3 separate regions of the Mus musculus genome follow, and regions 1 and 3 are each linked to region 2. A link is a loop called in an ENCODE intact Hi-C map of the cell type or tissue named here. Cell type or tissue: left cerebral cortex. All regions are shown on one strand. Links, peaks and the distances in the headings refer to the core of each region. The heading gives the core; the rest is flanking DNA. Region 1 overlaps Gm6213 (predicted gene 6213). Region 2 overlaps Msr1 (macrophage scavenger receptor 1). Region 3 holds the start of Tusc3 (tumor suppressor candidate 3).

Region 1 (7,920 bases), core at 908-5,907, 230 kb before region 2:
ATATAAGCCAGCACATCAATCATTGGGAAAGAAATCAGGCAAGGTAGTTCATTCATAACAGCCCAGAATATTATAAAGTATGTAGAATTAAGCCCAGTGAAGGGTGCTGGAAACCTCTGCCAGGAAAAAAGTTAAGACACTAAATGATTAAATGACATTTTATTCTCCTGTGTTGACAGAATTAGTGCTGTGAAAATAATTGTACTGAAAAAGCATCCTGCATTTTCAATGCAATTCCCACCAAAGTTTGAAGGAGAGTCTTCACCGAACTGGGAAAGAAAACCCTACAGTTCCTATGTACAAACTAAAGACCATGGACAGACAAAGCAAGTCTAAGCATATAGAAAAAAGTCAGAGTCATCATGTTATCTGATCTCAAACGGTACCACGGAGCCATAGTGATAAGATAGTCAATAGACAAGTAGACCAAAAGCATCTAACAGAAGACCAGAATAATACCATAGCACAGGCACCTAATTTTGACAAAGGGATGAATAACCTTCTCTGAGAAAAACCTTTTCAACAAATGTCCTACTTAAAATGGATAACCACTTGCAGAAGCATGATCTCGCCCTGCACACAACTAACTCAAACGATATGAAAGAACTCAATTTCAAAGCAGAAATTCAGATGTTTCTTTTTTTTTTCTTTCCATTTTTTATTAGGTATTTAGCTCATTTACATTTCCAATGCTATACCAAAAGTCCCCCATACCCCATACGAAAATATAGAGAAAACATTTCTAGATACAGATATAGACAAATAGGTTTATATTAAGTAAAAAAGCTTAAGAGCTATAAAAGAAACTAGCAACAAGATGGACAGCCTACATGATGAAAATGGAGTGCCGCCTTTGCTAGCTGTATTTAAGAATGGGCCAATGATCTGAAGAGACAGAAGAAAAATGAACAGTAATTATTTAAAAAGCTATGCAACATCTCTAGCCAACATACAAGTTACAACTCTGAGAGCCTGTCTCACTCTTGTCATCGTGGCCATTTTGATAGAAACCAATGAGGACAAAGGTTGGCGCGAAAGTGAGAACCAAGAGTCCTTATCCAGTGTTGGTGGGGTATGAACTAAAGTGGTCATTATGGGAAGTAGTAAGGATGTTTCTCAAAATCAAAAACAACAAACTACCTGGGCATACCCCTTAACAGTTCTATGGCATACTGCAGAGATACCTACATACCCCTGCTTTAGCTGCCCTTTTCACAGTAGCAAAGAATTATAATTATTTCAATGCCTATCCACAGATGAGCAGATATAAAAATGCTGCAGCCATATGAAATGGACTTTCATTCATCTATAAAGAGAAATTGAAGTCAGGAAATTTGCATAAAAATGGATGGAACTTGGAAAACATTATATTGTTGTGTATTGGTGCATACGCACCAACCCTGGCTCAGAAAGATATGAGCCATGTAGTCTCTCTCACATGTGGCTTGCAGCCTAGTACTGTTAAATATGTGTATCCAGATGGAAGTAAATATGGGTAATGGCTGGGAAACTAGAAAGGGTCCCACGAGACTGAAAAAAAAAATGAGCCTTCAAGGTAGAAAAGTGGGGACAGGAATAGAAGTAAACGGGAGAGGATTGCTGGGGTCAATGGTGATAGCAGTGAAATAGGGGACAGAGACACAGGGACAGACAGGAGTCAAGAGACATCTCCTGATCAAAATAATAATAATAATAATAATAATAATAATAATAAATGATAAGTTTTAATTTATAAGTTGATTTTAAAAAGAAATTTTTTTCCCCCAAAAATGATCAGCCGGCTGACTGTCAGATAAAAGCACTGCTTCCAAATGAGACAGCTTGAGTTCAGTGCTTGGACCCACATTGTAGAGGGATAGAAGCAACTCCAGCAAGTTGTTCTATGGTCTCTATTTGTAGCTTGTATACATACGCACACGTGCACACACACACACTCACAAATATACATGTACACACACACAAATGTAACTTAAATATGCTTAAAAACTTAGTAAAATAATATTTAATGATACAGGATAAGAATTCAAAATGAGTTTTTATTTTTATAACACCATCACTCATCTATACACTGTATAGTCAAATAGCTGTGCTAGAGACAGTGTGACTCCAAACCAGCAATATAAATAGTCCTTCAAGGAACATTTACCCTCTACTGGTTTGGGCTCGAATTCACTTTGCAAAGATAATTTAACTTTAATACTGGGAAGAAGATAATACAGGAAGTTAGTTAGTATGCAGATAGTAATACATTTAAAGTAATCAGCTTCAGGTGAACATGTACTGCCTTTTATTTTATGCATATAATGACATGGTATGACATACATACAGTTGTTCCTTGCCATCTACAGGGCAATGTTTCTTTTTTTATTGGTTATTTTATTTATTTACATTTCATATGTTGTCCCCCTTTCCGGTATTCCCTTTGCAAATGTTGTCCCACGTTTCCCTTCCTTCTATGAGGATGCTCCCCCTCCCAGTTTCACCTCTCCACCCCCTATGCTAGGGCATCAAGCCTTCACAGGACCAAGGGCCTCCTCTCCCACTTATGCCATAAGGCCATCCTCTGCTACATATGTGGCTGGAGCCATGGGTCCCTTCCTGTGTACTCTTTGGTTGGTGGTTTAGTCCCTGGGAGCTCTGGGGGGTCTGGTTGGTTGATATTATTCTTCCTATGGGGTTGTAAACCCCTTCAGCTCCTTCAGTCCTTCCCCTAAGTCTTCTATTGGAGTCCCCTTGCTCAGTCCAATGGTTGGCTGTGAGCATCCACATCTGTATTTGTCATGTTCTGGTAGAGCCTCTCATGGGACAGCTATACTGGGCTTCTGTCAGTAAGTAATTCTTGGCATCAGCAATAGTGTCTGGGTTTGGTGTCTGCAGATGGGATGGATCCGTAGGTGGGGCAATGTTTCTAGGACCCAGTGTAAATGTCAGACACAAATGTTCAAGTCTCTTCTCCAAAGTGGCTCAGTATTTGCATATAACCTTCACAAATCTTCACAGGGCAGAGAATGAAGACTTTAAACCTTTTTCTAAATTTCAGAGAACAGAAAAGGAACCGTTTGGCACCACTTCAAGTGAACATACTTAGAGTAGCAGCTGGCCTACCGACTACTCACATTTTGAGTTTAGAGCTTTGTGGATTTCTTTCAGATCTTTGTGTCTGCAGAAGATGATACAAAGTGGAGAACTAAGTATCCTGTATTCCATGCTCCTTAATGGACTGTCATGCTAGTCATTGATTGGTCTTTAGTTTCTGCATGGGCTGTAGGAGTTATGAAGTTATGGTTGTACATTCCTTCAGCCTCGTTTACAGCTAGATTAGTAGGCAATGTGATCTAAGTAGGATCTAAGACAACATGAGCAGGATTCTTCTGGAGAGTGTAAATTCTGGGCAAAGTTTTGTTGTCCTAATAGCATAATCATCAACTTATCAAATTTCTGAGACTGTAACAAAATACTGAAGGTAATTCGTTTTTAAGCTTCAGAGGTTTGTTTTGACTTGAAATTCTGAGCTTTATTGAACTGCTTCTATTACCTTGGGCCCCTGGTGAAGGCCGGCCACCCATCATGGCATGATTGTGTGGATAAGCCAACTGTTCACCTTGTGATTTGTGAAGCAGAGAGCAAGACAACAAGAGGAAAACTCTGAAATGTTATAATTCCCTTGGAACACATAGCAGGGACCTAAGGTTCTTCCTTTTGACAAGTGGGACTTTGAAGGACGCTCTAGATCCAAACCATAGCACTCATTGACTCCAGTGTTCTAAGTCTTCTTACTTAGAACTGTGATCCCCACTTCCTGTTTTGGATGCATAAGTGGTATCTACAGCTATGGCAGCCACATGACTTTGGGATAATGTCAAGTGAAAAGAAGAGATGTTGAATTCTTTGAATTCCTAATATCCTTGAATTGCTGAACAAACAAGGCTCTAAGAAAAAGAATGTTAGACTTGGCTTTAAAAAGCCTAGGCCAGTAGTGATTGACCTTTTAGTGTAATGCCTGAGAATCAAAAAAAAAACTAAATCTTCTAGCAGCACAAGTAAATATATTTGTTTAGATGCTAACACAAAAGGAGAAAATCTAGACAGACAGCAGTTCTAGAGGTTTCATATTCATAATGCTGATATAATATACAACGTAACGTAGGTTAAGATTAAAAAGTTACTAAATTTACCAACAGAAAGCCCACATAGAGAAAGTTTCATATGACATTAAGAAGAGGCTCATGAAACCTTCACCCATGTCTTATGTTCCCAGGAATCAGTAGTGCTTGTCAAATTCTAGATTGGTATCGGTTTGCTATTCTTGATTTTGTCATACTAAATGCAACCTCGGATTATTCATCCAATTTAATTTAAGTCATTTCTTAACTACTTAACACAACCCCAGAAGTGTTTACAGATCTTGTTAGAAAATATAAAATGTTGCATTGTTTCAATTTTCATAGATGTACACAGTAGTTTAAGTGGGATAAAAGATACTCCACATACGTAATATATAAAAGCAATTGCACTTGTATAACCTACTAAAGAAATAAACCAGGTAGCCACTCATCTTCAAGGCCTCAAATAATCATGTTAAAAAAAAAAAACCATGAAACATTGCCAGCTATTCAAATTAGCTATTCAGAAAAAATGTACTGACAATATGCCAACTAAAATGAGCTAGTTTTCAGTATTTAAAAGGAATTTTCCACCTGGTTCTTTGTAACTTTAGTTTGGTAGCTGCAATCTGTGCTTTTGGCACTCTGGGAGATGTATCTTAGTTTCTAAAAATATATTGAGAAGAGAAATATCCCCCAGAAACAAATTCCTGCAAATATAACCAAATGTGACAAAGGACTGCACTCCTACTGAGATAATACTGAGCGTTTCTCAGCCTTGCATGAGGGCAAATAAATAAAGAATAAATAAGAAAAGAAGAGAGTCAACATTTGGGATGTAAATGAAAAATATAATTATTTAAAAATAAATAAATTAATAATAATAATTTTAAAAAAAGAAAGGTCACCTTGGCTACAGATTTTAGGGAGATGGCAGAGACCTATACAAATATGGCTGTACTACAGATTCTGATTTGTAAGGCTTGGGACTCTCCCTTTCCCGTTAAGAATAAAAAAATTACTACGTAATTGAAAGACATTAATGAAAGATTTCAAAGGGCAGTAACGGCACATGCCTTTAATTCCAGCACTTGGGAGGCAGAGGCAGGTGGATTTCTGAGCTCGAGGCAAGTCTGGTCTACAGAGTTCAAGGACAGCCAGGGCTACACAGAGTAACCCTGTCTCCAACAACAACAACAACAACAACAACAACAACAACAACAACAACAACAACAACGAAAGATAGATTTCCCCCACCCCCGGAAAGCAGAATCCATAATACTTTTAACTTGAGAAACATCTTGGCTGGACTGTTGTTTTATCACAGTAATGCAGTTCTCTCGGAGAAGAACACAGATGGGGCTGCTTGAGCAGATGGAGACAGTTTAATGTCTTATTTAACCAGAAATCAGACAGCAGGATCTGGATGAAAGAAAGCTGGACAGAAGGACTCAAACAATGTGAGGACTTTGTGTCACCTGTACTGGCAGCTCCTGAAACAGGCTGGTCTCTCCTCAAGACTTCAGAAGGAGTTGGTCTTCAAATACATGGACCCATTCTTCTATCTTAAGTGGTCAAAGGTGGCAACTCTATTTCTCAGGAATGTGTCTTACTGGGAACTGCTTGTTTATTGTAACCAAGGAGACTCGAAAATAGGTGCCAGAGGTCTCATCCCATTGTCAATAGAGTATTATGCTAAGCTACCTCTCCAAGAGCAAAAATGAAAGATCTCTGTAATAAGGAAGTTAAAACTCAGGATGTATCAAAGTAAAATTGTTTCTAGATGTACATGAGAGATTAGTGTCATGATCCTGGTACATGTTAAATCTACAGGGGCTAAAGGGCCTCTATAAAATAATATGATTTATACATACACATTTCCTCATGTTTTAAATAATGTCTACACTACTTACAATACTCAATATAATGTAAATGATACATAAATAGTTACTATAGTGCAATGTTTAGGAAAAAATTGAGAAGAAAAACAAACTATATGTGTTCAGTATGGATGCATTTTATGGTGTGTTGGCTCCATTTATATCTTTGTACCACACACATGCCTGGTACACACAGATGCCAGAGAAGGAACCTGATCTCCATAACTGAAGTTACAGACCTTAGAATCGTCACATGGAAGGGAAACATGCGCTCTTTACTATTGAGCTATTTCTCCAGCCCCCTTCACAGATGAGTCACTAGAATCCATGGGTGAGAAACCCATGAGTGCAGAGATCTAACACTAGGCTTACAGATTTATTAAAATTCCCAGTGCTTATCATTTGTGGTCTTTACAGTAGAACATCATTTTCTTAGAACAGCATTCCCCAGAGGAATCTCTAGCTCAGAAGTCCTTGCCATCTCTGAGTTTCAAGCAAACCAAAATGACTATTTTTAACATCATACTGGCTCTTAGTCATAAAAGGAGAGAGATTTACAATTAGAAAAACAGATGAGGAAAATCTTACCAAACGCCCCAAGAATATTTTCTATATTCTTAACACATCTTATCACACACCATCATATGGGTCACATCAACCTTGTTGTGACCTAACTTCCAACCTGGCATGAAATGCTTTATCATAGCTACAGGGTAGAGCCCCTACCAAATGTGCTGAGGTTGCCACAAAAGACACTTGCCCTTTACATGGTTATAGAGTAAAGGTGAGTTAATTAAAAAATGAGGATGCTTTCTACTCTTCCAAATTCCCTGCCCTTTAAAATAACCCAGGCAAGAGATAATTAAAAAGAGAAGGTAGTTTCCACCCTCCTAATTTTCCTAGAGGTTAGAGAAGTGCTCATTATTTTCTGTGAGAACATGGACCAGCACTTCTTCTCTGCTTGTTTCTTCTCTGTTTTACTGGAAGACTCATTCTCCCCGACTACAGCTTTTACACTGTGGTTCACAGAAGATACAGTCCTCGGTCCTACCTTGAAAGGTTTGTTGCAGATACTAAGTGTTAGAAAACATTTCCAGCCTTCCAGTTCATCTCTGGCCTCTGGAAGGCTTACTGTGTGGATGGCTGCAAATGTAGACACAAACTTAGCCCACCTTGCTTAGGCTTATTGGCAGGACTTGCCCATACTTTCTGACCTATACTTGCTGACTTGCCTTGGCAAAGGAGACAAAATGGAATCATGAAAATCCATGTGCACTGAATTTCTCTTCTGTCCAGACACTAATGAGATGAAACCATGCAAGTTTACTGCTGATGTCTTATGTACTAGGTTAACCAAGAGGCAGACCCGGTCTACAAAGAGAACGGTCTACATGCAGGCCCAGCTGCATCCTGAATCAACTGTCGCTTTGAAGAGTTATACAATGCCATGATGTTGTTAGTTTTAATGTCTACACTTTGGTGTGACTTTGCATAGTAAACTCTAATTTAAAAATATTATAGTTAGGTGCCAGAAAATTGAGGTCTAGAGCCTGTGATGGGCATGAACCTGATCTTCATGGTGCATTCCTGGAACTCTGGAATATCTGTCTTTCGTGACTGTGACCAGAGATTTGGGGTTCTAAGGTCTATTCAATCCTTTTGATTTTGTCTAACCCTCAAATAACAATTTCTCTCACTAAGACAAAAACAAGCAGGGCATATGCAAGAGTAGAATAAGCTAGGAATGAGAAAAGAGCTATATGGGTATAAAAATGGAAGCAAAGAGCCATAGAGAAATTCTAGAAAGAAATGTATAACTGACCCTTAAAAAGAAGACTCTCGTGTTAAACATTCTTGGACATCATACAATTTGATGACAGTCTGTGCAGTTTATAGTACAACATCAAAAAAGCTGTAGTATGGAAATAATGTATACT
Region 2 (7,920 bases), core at 1,548-6,547:
ACATTTCAAATGCTATCCCCAAAGTTCCCTATACCCTCCCCCCCGCCCTGCTCCCCAACCCACCCACTCCTGCTTTCTTAAACAAATTCCAGGCGATAACACCATAGCTTGATAAAGTCCATCCTTGTTTGCTACAGAGTGGACTCTGAAACCAGGGTGTGAAGCCTGAATAAGGAGCAGGTTTCCCACCTACAATGACAAACACCAGATGACTCTCTGCGCTGCCTGAAACTCACTGGTTTTGTCTTCTCAGGGAAAGAAAGACCATTCCACTTTTTGCAAACAGCACGCGCAAATAAAAGAACCTATTTAAAGGAGCATGCTTTAAGCTTTATTCCAATAAATCATTTTGCTTGCAGCTGCAAAACTAATTGTTCTTAAAGCTAACAAGGATTATCTCTCGTAAACCAGGTTTGCTATTTTGAAACCAGGAAAAAAAAGAAAAGAGAGGAAGAAAAAGTATGGGGATTGGGGGAAACCATGGCCAGAACACTACATTCTGTCTGAAATGGGGATTATATAAAGTGGATGGATTTCAACTTTTTTCTTTTTCTTTTAATTTTGGTAGTTGTTGACAATATAAAATTAACATGATACTTCTTCTTTTCCCAAGCAAATAACAAAAAATTAAAACTCGTATATGTGCTGTCTTTTTCTCTCTACCATTCATTTCTATCTTTAGGTTTCCTTTTCTGTCTCTATTCAGCTTTCAGTGTGGCCCTTTTCCCCATCCCTTGGGTGGAACTATAAACTAAATGTGGAGAGGTGTTCTAACTGCAATAGAACGGAGTCCAAATATCTCACAAAAATAGTTGTTCACTGAGTCTAATCCATAAGCAGCTAGCAGGGCAAGCCTCCCTCATTTAATATTCCTTGACATGTAGACCACGACACTTACATTTTAAAATTTGTTTTCTTCAGAACTAATCATCTTGGTTCTGTGTGTCTCTCCATCTCAGCTCATCTTGCTTCACTATTTAAATTTTTCCTAATCATTCTTCAGTGGGTTTGTAGTGTGGCCTAGAGAAGTGAAGAAAGACTTGGGCTGACCATAAGCAGTGTGATCTTAGATTTATTTTCACGGGGTCTTACAACAAAAGGTCACATTCCCTTTTTTCTGACGGAAGGGGGACCACTGATGTCACTTTGTGATGTCATTGTGCCTCTACTTTCAAGCAAAAGCAGTTCTCATTATCGACTGTGCACTGCTTGTGAGCACATCCCTCTGGATTGGCAATGTCGTTTCTATACGGTAGAGAAGACTGCCACTCCCTGGACTCAGAGGTCCGTTGTTCTTAACTCTTCTCTGACAAAAATAAATAAATAAATAACCTATTGATGAAATGAAAGATTTCACTTTGAAAAGTACGTGTAAGGGCAAGAGGATGGTTAACATCTGCACATATCGTTGCTGTTATTTCTGTTTGTTTTATTTGTTTGACCGGTCTTGTTAGGTAGCTTCGGCTGGCCTTGACTTCATTATCCTCCTGCCTCAGCATCTCTACTGCTCTGAGTATAGGGTTGAGACTCCATACTAGGTAAACGCACAAATATTGAGTGACAATAAAAAATGAAGATGTGGTAGGGATGAGAAGTTTGTATCCATGTCAAATCATTGTATATATAATGTTAAATATAGGGTTTTTTCAATTTCCTCTTTTTTTTGTCTTCAATTCATATGTACACAACATAAGTTAAATGAAAATAGATCAGGGCCTGAGTTTGTGTGCACAAACGTTGTACATCAAGACACTTATGTTAATTGTGTGTCATTTTGTCACCACATTAGAACATGCATTTGAAAACTTAGAATCTGTCATTTCTGCTCAGATCCATTTTTTCTTTTCTTTTATGGAGTTCATCTCAGGAACAGATGTAATTGTGGTGGTCAGTATTATTAATGTGTGTGTTTAGCATAAAGTCAGGTTCATAGTTATCAATAAATTGTGGTGTCATATCTATCAGCAATACCCCTCATAGGGATATAAAACATCTGATTTTATTCTAGTATTCAGAGATGTTAATTTGACATATGTCCCATACTAAAATTTTAAATGAGATTAAAAAGTATAATTTCAATACAGCTTTCTTCTCCATTTTTTTTTCTGATTGGCCATGTGCATTTAGAATAATACAATTATAAAATCATGAAGGCTAGAACTTATATTTTGTCAATTTCAGCTGCAGAGAAACTGATTGTCAGATTTGAAGACTGGAATATACAGAAAGCATAGAAGAAAATACAAGTGTGCATGTGCTCTCCTGATGTCTCCTCATCCAGAACCAAGGCCTATGTAGATCTTTAACTACACACAACGCCTGATATAAGGTGCTGATGTAGAAGAAACAACTGACAATGAACATTTCACGGCATACATTTAAAACTATTTACCAATGCAAATTCTTTCCCTAATCGTTTAATGCAGTCATACAACTGGTTGCTGCTATCCAGGTGAGATATATTAAAGTATATGTAGCCAAAGAGTCATCCCATGTTTTCCAATCTGAATGACAGAAATAACAAGGCTTACTCCTATGGGATTCTCATAAGTCTGGGGCCTTTCTCTTAGCCCACCAAGAACAGATTGGAGCACAACACAAATGTTGAGCTGATGTCTCCAGAAACAGTTCTGCAACTTTATCTGCTGAGGGTAAACTTTATCAGTGACTCTCTCATCCTTATTCCTGGTCAATAACAAGACTTGATTTGTCAACAAACCAAAAGAGCTTAAGTGAAACTTAAATGTTTGTTATCAGGAAGCATGCATGCCATATAGTATTTTCTTTTTATATCTACTTTCTAGGATAGAATGAGTCAAAACTTTTAGGCTGAATTCCTCCCGCTCCCTCCCCCCCAACCCCCCACCCCCCGCCACTACATGCTTCTGTATCTACTTGATTTCCAAATGGTTAAAAATTGCCTGCTTTCAAGAATTGGGACGATAGAGGAAAGGAGTTAGAGGAAAGAGCGGGGAGAGACAGTGCTGCACATGCAGTGCTCATGAAGTTCTCAAAACAAAGTTTTTAAAAAACTGCCTACTTTGATTTTTAAAGAAACAACTAGAGTTCAGATTACCTTGTCCAAAGTGAGCTCTCTTGTGCACAGCTAGAACTTCTTGGTATCCTAGACTCCGGCAGACAACTTGTCCAGCCCGTATATCCCAGCGATCATCACAGATTGTGCCCCACTGGCCTTGGTGGAAGATCTCCACTCGGCCCTCATGGGCTCCACTACCACCAACCAGTCGAACTGTCTTAAGGGGGGCTATAAAATAGGAAATAAAGACTGATTATATTCACATTGTTTTGTTAATTTTCTTTTTCAGGGGTCGTGGTTGGACCCGAGTATTTTTTGTTTCTTTTCTTTTCTTTTCTTTTCTTTTCTTTTCTTTTCTTTTCTTTTCTTTTCTTTTCTTTTCTTTCCGTTCCTTTCCTTTCCTTTCCTTTCCTTTTCCCCTCCCCTCCCCTCCCCTCCCGTCCCCTCCCCTCCCCTCCCCTCCCTCCCCCTCCCCCCCCTCTCCTCCCCTCCCCACCCCATCCCTTCCCACCCCTTCCCCTCCTCTTCTCTTTTCTTTTTTTCTTAAGAGTTTTGATACATTTATTTCTTCAGTAAATATTAAATATTAAACTATTTTCGCCACCTACTGGTCAAGAGTTTAACTGCAAGCTTTTTTTTTCATTGCAAAGCTGAATTGAAGTTACATTTAAATATATTAAAACCCTTCAAGGTACAATTTGCAAAACACATGAAACTGAAGAAGAACGAAGACCAAAGTGTGGACACTTTGCCCCTTCTTAGAATTGGAAACAATCACCCATGGAAGGAGTTACAGAGACAAAGTTTGGAGCTGAGACAAAAGGATGGACCATCTAGAGACTGCCATATCCAGGGATCCATCCCATAATTAGCCTCCAAATGATGACACCATTGCATACACTAGCAAGCGTTTGCTGAAAGGACCCTGATATAGCTGTCTCTTGTGAGACTAGGCCGGGGTCTAGCAAACACAGAAGTGGATGCTCACAGTCAGCTATTGGATGGATCACAGGGCCCCCAATGGAGGAGCTAGAGAAAGTATCCAAGGAGCTAAAGAGATCTGCAACCCTGTAGGTGCAACAATATGAACTAACCAGTACCCCGGAGCTCTAGACTCTAGCTGCATATGTATCAAAAGATGGCCTAGTTGGCCATCACTGGAAAGAGAGGCCCATTGGACACGCAAACTTTATATGCCCCAGTACAGGGGAACGCCAGGGCCAAAAAATGGGAATGGGTGGGTAGGGAAGTGGGGGAAGGGTATGGGGGACTTTTGGGATAGCATTTGAAATGTAACTGAGGAAAATACAAAAAAAAAAAAAAAAGATTAACCAGTTCAAGTACTGTGTGGAGTGTTTGGGCTTCATGAGACCCCAATAAATGTTAAGTCTGTTGACTAAGCTGTGAAAAAAAAAAACCCTTCAAAAATTGTTCGGACAACTTAGCTGTTTGAGACATACAAATTTATTTAGATTTTTCATCTTATTTGTAAAATGTGTCACAGAGTGTCATTATTTTCCTTCAATCCAATGACAGTTTAGGGGTTCAAGAGTAGATAGATACCGTTCACCATAAATGAGAATGTAGGTTGCCCAACTATGTATCTTATGCAAAGAAAAGCAAGTAATTATATTTAGAATTAGCAAGAACATTTCTTGCTACATGAGTTATAGATACTTCCCCCCAAGTGTTTACAATTCTTCATTCCCCTGGGTAACAGGTATCAATGTCTTCAGTGGTTAGCCTCTGGTATGTTGTTTACGTAACAGTAAATATCCTTCCACATATGTCTATGGAAGCAATTCTAAATAAACTCTGTGAGTTGTATGCACACAAAATATGAAAGTATGAGAGGGTAAGACTAGGATGGTGGGAGGGTATAGTGGGGTTTGAAACATGACCACAACCCATCACATGTATAAACTGTCAAACGCAGCTAAATATATTTATGATTAGCAATGACATCATCCTTTCTCATAATCATAGCCAATGAGTAACTCAATTCAAATGCATCCTTTCAATTAACTGACTAATACTAAGTTATAAATCAAGGTAGAGAGTGCTAGAGAGAGATGGCTTCGTGGCTAAGAGCACTTGTTCCTTTTCCAGAGAACCAGTAAGATCCATGATCCATTCTTAGCATCTACCTAGTGACTTACAACCATCTATCACTGCAATTTCAGGGGATCTGATGCCTCCTTCTGGCCTATGTGGGGACAAGGCACACAAATGTTGCTCAGACGTACATGCAGGCAAAATACACAAAACAAAAATAACAGTTTTCTAGTACCTGAATAGAATTTCACAGCTTTGTTTTTTAGAGTTTATTACTTGTAAGAAATATTCAGTGAAATTTTCTTCTAATTCAAGTAAATTTTGTTGAAATAGTAATTCAACAACATATCAAGAAAGTTGAAACTTTCCTAAACCATGACTAATTTACTGAGCCACACAGAAGTGTAACAGGTGGTATGGCATAGACATTATTATAATTATGTTGTTGGTTCTACAGAATTAAAGGAGCCATGCCAAAGCACACATCTATTTCTCACTCAAGCCAAAAATCTAAACTCTGAGCATTTTTGAAATATAAATAATGTGTTATGACAGAAGAATCCAAACTCACAACCACAGAGAAAAATCCATAAGTGACCCAATCATTTATAGCAAGTGCCTAAGAAAATCAGAAAAGAGTCTAACGATGATTGTGTAAAGCGTTCTATACTACAGCTACATTGTGCTCAGTAGTACTATGCCCCAGAGTTTATTTTTACAAGGTCAAGCATATCCAACCATAATATATTTATCATTCATTCTATGGACAAGTCAACGTATTCAAACATTTGACTATGCACACTAGGTTGTCCCCAAAGTTGTTTATGTAAGAGTTTGTAGTACTTGCTCCTCCACAGATGTTATTGATGAACCTTGCTTACTTACCCTGGAGAAGTGGCTCTCAATTTCTGGGAAGCAGCAAAATTCCAAATTGCTGGCCTTGCATTTAATAGGGCCTGAGTGGTTGCTTATGTTTCTGGCCAACAACCACATTTTGAGAAACATGAACTAGAAGATAACACTGCAAGAAAGGAGGCATGCTATACCAGAAACAGCTCTCAGGATATTTATATTACCCACTCCAAGGCCCAGGGTTGCATCGTAGAGAATCAGGTGGCAGGATGTAAGAGGTGGAGGATGGGAAGGAGTGCTGTCTTCTGGATATGATATGACCAAGGCAATTATGAGCCCAGAATCTGTGACTAACTTGTACTATACTGGTGCACACACATACATCCACACACATGCACATACATACAAAATACACACACATGCACACACACACACACACACACACACAAAATTGAGAGCCACTTCTCCAGGATAAGCAAGACTCATCAATCACACACAGATTTTGGATCTGATTTGTACAATGTGAATGGGGCATTGTCAAATGTTTTGAACTCTGTGAAGCCTAATGTTTCAACTGTTAGAAAGAAGAAAATATTACCCAATATTAACTGAATACAGCTAACTAAGCACAAGTCTCTTTTCTGGGATCAGTTAAAAATGTTACCAAAACATATGTCCTGCCCTCAAAGTTAGGAAGATTTTTATGATGCTTAAAGTAAACAATACAGTTTTTAGAGTTACTGCAAGTACAAAGTTTTTATTTTTCAAGGTTTAAATATTTTATCTGAGGTGAAATAAACACATTATAATATAATAAACACACACACACATATTTCAGCACTTTCACATGTACCATTTGTTCTTATGAAATAGGCATTATTAGTCTATTCTGCTGAGTTTCTGCAGGTAGACAAGACCTGATGGGTAGTTTCAGATAAGTGTGTATCTAGTCTTCACTGTTTCCCCCAGTAATTTTCTTCTAGTACTTTGCTGGTACTCTTCCAAATGTCTCTGGCCTGTGGGTATTTCTGCCTGATGTTTTAGCGGAATGTATCCACAACTATTAGTTTCCAGGTTGTCTGCAGCTACCTTCAGTCACCACCAGCATAAGTGAAGAGCCACAGACACCACAGAACATGCAAAACAAAACAAATGTGTGTTTCCTGGTCACAGTGTTAGTTTGATCATTTTTAACATTTAATGTTTAATAGCTGCAAGTGCAATCCTGTAAGCCGATAGAGGGTCTTAGCGGGGATATATCTGTCCAGTGATTCCTGGAGCATCTACGGTTGTTATTTAAACCATGACCACTCTCTCCTTGATCCTTAGAGAAACTATTCTGTCATCGTTGTCGTTGTCTTCTTTTTCTCCTTCTTCTTCTTCTCCTCTACTTCCCCCTCCTTCCTCCTCCTTCACCTTTTTCCAGTCATTTAGCTCTACAATGTTCCATATAAGCTTCCATACCCATTGTTTCTGGGACCTTATCTGACTTCTTCCTTGCTTATCTCTCTGTCTGCCTTCTCAATTCTCCACTCTCAATTCCAGGTGTGCATAGATTTCTTTTTTTCTCTTTTACATTCTGTTATCATTACTGGCCCATGTTGAAGCACTATCAACTCAATTAGTTTCCCTTCTTTATTTAGACCTTTACTAAGTTCCCAGCACACAGCAGAATGTGTGAGGTAACCTAGGGCTTATATCACAAGACCTGTCTTATGTCATAAGACAGGTAGGTCATATATGTGAATAAATAATGAGATCCTCTTGAATGAAGGGCTTCTGAAGATGTTTAAATCAAATTGTTAAAATATTGGAATAAAACAATAGAATGGAATGTATTATTTTTAAACTCTCTACAAGAGGTAGTTTAATGTGTAGGAAAAGCAAGGTACACCATGACAAAAATATTGATTTAATCCACATAATAATTTTGAGTCCTATTATGGGAGTAACTTACTTTGTTGGCTACTGTAAGC
Region 3 (7,369 bases), core at 2,370-7,369, 580 kb before region 2:
ATGTTGGCTACTGGTTTACTGTAGATTGCTTTTATCATGTTTAGGTAGGGGCCTTGAATTCCTGATCTTTCCAAGACTTTTATCATGAATGGGTGTTGGATTTTGTCAAATGCTTTCTCAGCATCTAATGAGATGATCATGTGGTTTTTGTCTTTGAGTTTGTTATATAATGGATTACGTTGATGGATTTCTGTATATTAAACCATCCCTGCATCCCTGGAATGAAACCTACTTGGTCAGGATGGATGATTGACTTGATGTGTTCTTGGATTTGGTTAGCAAGAACTTTATTGAGGATTTTTGCATCGATGATAATAAGGGAAATTGGTCTGAAGTTCTCTATCTTTGTTGGGTCTTTTTGTGGTTTAGGTATCAGAGTAATTGTGGCTTCATAGAGTTAGTTTGGTAGAGCACATTCTGCTTCTATTTTGTGGAATAGTTTGTGAATAACTGGAATTAGATCTTCTTTGAAGGTCTGATAGAACTCTGCACTAAAACCATCTGGTCCTGGGCTTTTTTTGGTTGGGAGAGTATTAATGACTGCTTCTATTTTTTTTTTAGGGGATATAGGACTGTTTAGATCATTAACCTGATCCTGATTTAACTTTGGTACCTGGTATCTGTCTAGAAATTTGTCCATTTCATCTAGGTTCTCCAGTTTTGTTGAGTATAGTAGAAGGATCTGATGGTGTTTTGAATTTCTTCAGGATCTGTTGTTATGTCTCCCTTTTCATTTCTGATTTTGTTAATTAGGATGCTGTTCCTGTGCCCTTTAGTGAATCTGGATAAGGGTTTATTTATCTAGCTGATTTTCTCAAAGAACCAGCTGCTTGTTTGGTTGATTCTTTAGATAGTTATTGTTTCCACTTGGTTAATTTTGCCCCTGAGTTTCATTATTTCCTGCAGTCTACTCGTCTTGGGTGAACTTGCTTCCTTTTGTTCTAGAGCATTAAGGTGTGTTGTCAAGCTGCTAGTATGTGCTCTCCCTCATTTTTTTTTTTTTTTTTTTTGGAGGCACTCAGAGCTATGAGTTTTCCTCTTAGAAATGCTTTTGTTGTGTTCCATTAGTTTGGGTATGTTGTGGCTTCATTTTCATTAAACTCTAAGAAGTCCTTAATTTCTTTCTTTATTCCTTCCTTGACCAAGGTATCATTGAGAAGAGTGTGGTTCAGTTTCCATGTGAATGTTGACTTTCCATTATTTATGTTGTTATTGAAGATCAGCCTTAGTCCATGGTGGTCTGATAGGATGTATGGGACAATTTCAATATTTTTGTATCTGTTGAGGCTTGTTTTGTGACCAATTATATGGTCAATTTTGGAGAAGGTCCCATGAAGTCCTGAGAAGAAGGTATATCCTTTTGTTTTAGGATAAAATGTTTTGTAGATATCTGTTAGATGCATTTTTTTCATAACTTCTGTTAATTTCACTGTGTACTTGTTTAGTTTCTATTTCCATGGTCTGTCCATTGATGAAAGTGGTGTTTTGAAGTCTCCATTATTGTATGAGGTACAATGTGTGCTTTGGGCTTTACTAAAGTTTCTTACATGAATGTGGCTGCCCTTGTATTTGGAGCATAGATATTCAGAATTGAGATTTCCTCTTGGAAGATTTTACCTTTGATGTGTATGAAGTGCCCCTCCTTGTCTTTTTTTGATGACTTTGGGTTGGAAGTTGATTTTATTAGATATTGGGATGGCTACTCCAGCTTGTTTCTTCATACTATTTGCTTGGAAAATTGTTTTCCAGCCTTTCATTCTGAGGTACTGTCTGTCTTTTTCCCTGAGGTGGGTTTCCTGTAAGCAGCAGAATGTTGGGTCCTGTTTCTGTAGGCAGTCTGTTAGTCTATGTCTTTTGAATGGGGAGTTGGGTCCATTGATATTAAGAGATATTAAGAAGAAGTAATTGTTGCTTCCTATTATTTTTGTTGTTAAAGTTGGCATTCTGTTTTTCTGGCTGTCTTTTTTTAGGTTTGTTGAAGGATTTACTTTCTTGCTTTTTCTAGGGCCTGGTTTCTCTCCTTGTATTGGTATTTTTCTGTTATTATCCTTTGAAGAGCTGGATTCGTGGAAAGATAATGCGTGAATTTGGTTTTGTCAAGGAATACTTTGGTTTCTCCATCTATGGTAATTTAAAGTTTGGCTGGACATAGTAGTCTGGGCTGGCATTTCTGTTCTCTTAGTGTCTGTGTAATATCTGTACAGGATCTTCTGGCTTTCATAGTCTCTGGTGAAAAATCTGGTGTAATTCTGATAGGCCTGCCTTTATATGTTACTTGACCTTTTTCCCTTACTGCTTTTAATATTCTTTCTTTATTTAGTGCATTTGTTGTTCTGATTAATATGTGTCGGGAGGAATTTCTTTTCTGGTCCAGTCTATTTAGAGTTCTGTAGGCTTCTTGTATGTTCATGGGCATCTCTTTTTTTAGGTTTGGGAAGTTTTCTTCTATAATTTTGTTGAAGATATTTGCTGGCCCTTTAAGTTGAAAATCTTCATTCTCATCTGCTCCTATTATCCGTAGGTTTGGTCTTCTCATTATGTCCTGGATTTCCTGGATGTTTTGAGTTAGGATCTTTTTGCATTTTGTATTTTCTTTTATTGTTGTGCTGATGTTCTCTATGGAATCTTCTGCACCTGAGATTCTCTCTTCTCTATCTCTTGTATTCTGTTTCTGATGCTCGCATCTGTGGTTCCAGATTTCTTTCCTAGGGTTTCTATCTCCAGCTTTGTATCACTTTGGGTTTTCTTTATTGTGTCCACTTCCCTTTTTAGGCCTAGTATGGTTTTGTTCATTTCCATCATCTTTTTGGATGTGTTTTCCTCTTTTTCGTTAAGGACTTGGAACTCTTTAGCAGTGTTCTCCTGTATTTCTGATTCTGTTAGCCTCTAACAGCAGACCTGGTAGACTAGCTCTCTCCTGAGTTTCAGTGGTTAGAGCACTCTCTGCAGGCAAGCTCTCCTCTTGCAGAGAAGGTGCACAGATATATATTGTTCGGATTTGCCTCCTGGCTGAAGACAAAGGCTGTAAACAGGGCCTGTCCCAGAAACTGTGAGCTTCTGTAGTCCACACTCTCACCTCTGCAGACTAGTCTTGGTGGGATCTGGGAAGGAAGATGGCTCCTGTGGATGCTAAGGCAAAGCCCTCCTGGGTGGGGTGGACACCTCTCCTCTGGCAGGGACGGTGTCCCGATGCCTGGAGCCTGTGCAGACTAGTCTTGGGAGGATCCGGGAACCAAGATGTCTCCGGCAGATGCTCTGGCAAAGGCCTCCAAGGCCAGGCAGATACCTGTCCTCTGGCAGTGAAGGTGCCCAGATCAGTTTTCTTTAAAGAAGTGTGCTCAGTACAGGTATGATGGGTATATGTTTATATTTCCAGTATCTGGAAGGTAATGGCAAGAGAATGATGATTTAAGGTAGTCTTTGTTATATCCAGGATTATAGTGTGAGACCCTGTCTAAAAACCAAAATGGAAAAAAAAAAAAAAACAGAAAACAGAAAACCATAAACTAACTTATATGAACATAATGTTCAGATAATTTTGGGAAACAAAAAACCTGAGAATCATAAAAGAGTTGTTTTATGATCTCCTTTAAAAAACTGTTAAGAGATGGATCAGTGGCTAAGAGCACAGGCTGCTCTTCTAGAAGACCTGAGTTAAATTGCTAGCATTTTCACATGATGGCTTACAACCATCTGTAACTCCAGTTCTAGGTGCTTAGATACCCTCTGCTGGCCTCTGTAGACACCAGGTGTGCATTTCGTACACATATGCAGGCAAACACTCATATACATACAATAAGAATAAATAAAACTTTAAATAAGGTGATGTAGCATGTGCATGGATACAGGGCTGAACTGCCAAAGTTTGAATTGCTGCTTCATCTTTTTCTAGCTGTACCACATAAATATTGAGTGTTAATGTGTCTATGAAATGTTTACTAAAATTTCCTGTGGTTGTGGAACAACTTTTTTTTTTCATCCTACACTATGCCAAATCAGCAGTATTTATTACTTTTGTATGGAAACTGGCTTTGCCATATCATAGCCTAGTTGCTACAGGTCACATAGAATGTTGTGATCACTACATCAAAAATCACAAGATTGAAACTGCTGTCAGATGCCATCTGTGAGCACTGTTTGACTCTCATGTGACTTATTAGCTATGCCCCTGCACTTTTGTGACCTTTTGTCATGTCTAGCATTTAACTATTGTTTCTCATATTTACAATATTGTCTAATATCTCCCCACTACAAGTATTTGTTGGTTAGCAAAGTGAATTATTTCAATGTGAATATTTGCTTTATAATGGATTCCTTAATAATTATATATATATATACATAAATATATATGGGTGTGTGTATAATTTATGCAGTTAAAAGTACTTTCAATGTCTTTAGGTTTTTCATCAGACTATCAAAGGTGTTTATCGTACAAGAGAAAAAAATCTTTAGGTAGAGGAAACAATGCAGTTACAAGATGCCTTTATTACGCTCTATTCATTTTTGAATAGAAAAATGTTGTTAGTTTCTAGAGCAATGCTGCTAACTTCATGAATAGTGAATGAATAGCTTCTAGCCAGGTTGGCTTCTAAGGGCCCTGATGGGAGGTGGAAGAAACCCCGGGGCAAAGTGTAGAACACTCATGTACATCCAGGCAACTATGTTGTGTTTCAAGTGTGGTAAGGACCTCAAGAGAATACATATAGGGGTCCCTAGCAACTTATTAAAGTGATGGGAACCTTCTGGTGCAAGAAGGCAGCGGGATGTCCTCCTGATCCAGATGGCAGGTTGGCTCAACGGGCTCATTGCACACTCCTGTGCCCTGTGTGCTTAGTGGGCAGCCCAGCGTTGGGTCAGAGGTGAAAGCAAGGGGTTACTTCTTGATGCTTGCACACAGGAAGCCCCGGAGAGAGCAGCGGAGACGCGCGCGCACAGAGCCGCTTTCTCGCCACGCCCACTTCCTGCTCCATCCCGCGCCATTCTTGTCCCTCTCCTGGTGAACCGGATGCGCTGTCAGTCTCCTCCTCCTCCGCGTCCTTAGCCTCCACCCAGCTCCCTGGAGAAGCCGCTGCCACCCCGAGGCCTTGGCCAGGAGAGGCTGCTGGCGACTGGCCTGGCGGGCGCGGGCACGGTAGGAGCTGGGCGCGCACGGCTACCGCGCGTGGAGGAGACACAGCCCTGCGGCCATGAGTGCCAGGGCCGCTCCTTCACGCCGGAGACAGGCGGGCCGCCGGTTGCGCTACCTGCCTACTGGTAGCTTTCCCTTCCTCCTCTTGCTGCTGCTGCTCTGCATCCAGCTCGGGGGCGGACAGAAGAAAAAGGAGGTAGGCTGGATCCCTCGGGCGGTCGCCTCCGGGCGGGGGAGGGCTGGAGTTTGTCGCGTTGCTAGGAAGCCCCGCCGCGTTGCTAGGCAGCGGGGACGTGGGCGCCCCGGGGGCGGGAGCTACGTGGGCGGGAGCGGGTTGGGCGTGTCCCTTGGGCGCCACGGGTTGTGAGTGCTGAGGGTGACCCTACTCCTACATCCTGAAAGTGTGAGCTGAAGTCTGAAAGCTGGTGCTTCTGAGACCCTAGCTGTGCTGTGTGCCTCAGGTGTAGGCCGGACTTTGGATGCTGGTGTTCCTAAAGGGCTTGCTGGGTGTGAAAATACCCTAAGGGGAGTACTTGCAAGCACAGAGGAACTATTTACCCATTATTCTGCTCTTCTTTATGTTAAGACGTCACATTGAGCGTGTTATTCATTCTGTATTCCTAATAATACCCTTGTAGAACTAACTGAATGCTTATGTCTGTGTTCAACCTCAGTGTGTGATCAAGAGAACAGTCGCATTTTTATTTTTAGCTTTTACACTATGCATATTTATTTGGGAAGTTTGGGTCACCTGATTTCAATTTCAACCTATCTCTAGGGCCAAGGCTGAGATTTGACGAATCTAAGTGGGTGGTAGAATAATTCGAGCTCAGTTGTGCAGAATTAATCTGGTCTGTTCGCTTCACAAAAGCATTTGCTTTGGAATTGAGTAGGATTTTTAATTGTAGACCAGTTTGGTAAGAGTATTTTGTTTATACGGTTGAAGATGGGTTTTTCTGTTGAAATTACACAAGTCACGAGGCTCATAAAAAAGAATCTGGTTCAGTTTATTATCAGAATTTCTTATCAGTAGGGTAGGGAGTGAGTGAGCGCACATTGTAATCATTTTCCTTCATTAATTAAAAAGAAATGAAATGTTAATGTGTGTGATTTGTGCACCACTTGGGTAGGTGTCCTAGGAGGAATCTGATCCCCTGGAACTGGAGTCACAGCGGGTTGTGAGCTATCATGTGGGTGCTGGGAATTGAAACCAGGCCTTCTGGAAGAGAAGCTAGTGCTCTAACAGCTGAGCCTTCTTCAGTGCTCTCTCTCATCAGCTTTGCTTGAAACCACCTCAGTATTCACAATTGCCTTTCCTGGCCCCCTCCCCCCACCTTGAGATTTTTTCTCCTCCTCCTCCTCCTCCTCCTCCTCCTCCTCCTCCTCCTCCTCCTCCTCCTCCTTTTCCTATTCCTCCTCTTCCTCCTCCTCCTCCTCTTCCCCCTCCCCCTCCTCTTCTTCCTCCTCCTCCTCTTCTTCCTCTTCCCCCTCCTCTTCCTCTTCCTCCTCTTCCCCCGCTAACTTTTTTTTTTTTTGTACAAAATTCTTGGTATTTTGATAAGAAGTTGGAGAAGCCCTACTGTTAACTTGAAATCGAACTTCCACCACAAACTAGTTAGGTTTTTCCAGCACTTTGTGTCTTGTACATATTTTTCAGAGTCTTAAATTCAGTTCATGAGAAAGGTAGTAGGTTTGTAGCATTTCACTTATTATTTTATTTTTTGGGGTGGGGGGGACTGCTGTGATATACAAAGCAGAGGGCAGTGGTAACCGATGATGACATTCATGGCGTTTGTGACGTTTTCCACATCCAACAGTGTCACCAAAGCCACATTATAAGCTGTAGGGAAAGATATTAGAAAGTTTACAGGTTCACTGATAGTTAGCACCTGCAATCATGAGACTATTTCAATATGTAAAATGATTTAACAGTTAAACCTAAAGTACATATCTCCTTTCCTTAAAAATCCTTAGAACATTGGTTAGACAAGGTATTTTCTAAAAGGAAAAGATTAGGAGCCGTTGAGATGGTCCAGCAGGTGGAGGCGTTTGCCATCAGAGATGATGATTTGAATTCCATTTCCAGAACTGTCATGGTGGAGAATACCAACTCCTATAACTAACTGTCCTTTGATCTCAAGACATATAGGCTTTGGCACATCTACACCACACATGAACATGCACACGCTTTCACACACACACACACACACACACACACACACACACACACACACACACACA

What was found. Peaks named below come from ENCODE experiments on the same cell type or tissue, not always from the same donor. Only the 100,000 strongest peaks of a DNase experiment are listed, where the experiment ranks them.
Region 1: it touches region 2 in a loop (2.9-fold over the local background); 2 of 42 quality-filtered maps call a loop at or near these places.
Region 3: it touches region 2 in a loop (3-fold over the local background); 2 of 42 quality-filtered maps call a loop at or near these places.

What each region holds. Positions count from the first base shown.
Region 1 is chr8:39,352,585-39,360,504 of GRCm38, forward strand. The region is part of intron 3 of Gm6213 (predicted gene 6213); the gene reads left to right. Among named protein-coding and RNA genes, the nearest start is that of Gm6213, 59 kb to the left of the region's middle. In left cerebral cortex, for the core only: no CTCF peak of the experiment used is centred there; DNase peaks (open chromatin) are centred at 3,004, 4,736 and 5,495; H3K27ac peaks cover 1,351 bases.
Region 2 is chr8:39,586,214-39,594,133 of GRCm38, forward strand. Msr1 (macrophage scavenger receptor 1) reads right to left here. Exons shown (of 10, transcript NM_001113326.1): 9 at 3,077-3,265. Among named protein-coding and RNA genes, the nearest start is that of Msr1, 53 kb to the right of the region's middle. In left cerebral cortex, for the core only: a CTCF peak has its summit at 3,656 (motif pointing left); a DNase peak (open chromatin) is centred at 3,656.
Region 3 is chr8:39,000,877-39,008,245 of GRCm38, forward strand. It overlaps Tusc3 (tumor suppressor candidate 3), which reads left to right and starts at 4,969. Exons shown (of 10, transcript NM_030254.4): 1 at 4,969-5,324. The coding sequence starts at 5,187. In left cerebral cortex, for the core only: a CTCF peak has its summit at 5,008; DNase peaks (open chromatin) are centred at 5,012, 5,333, 5,863 and 6,244; H3K4me3 peaks cover 1,995 bases; H3K27ac peaks cover 1,830 bases.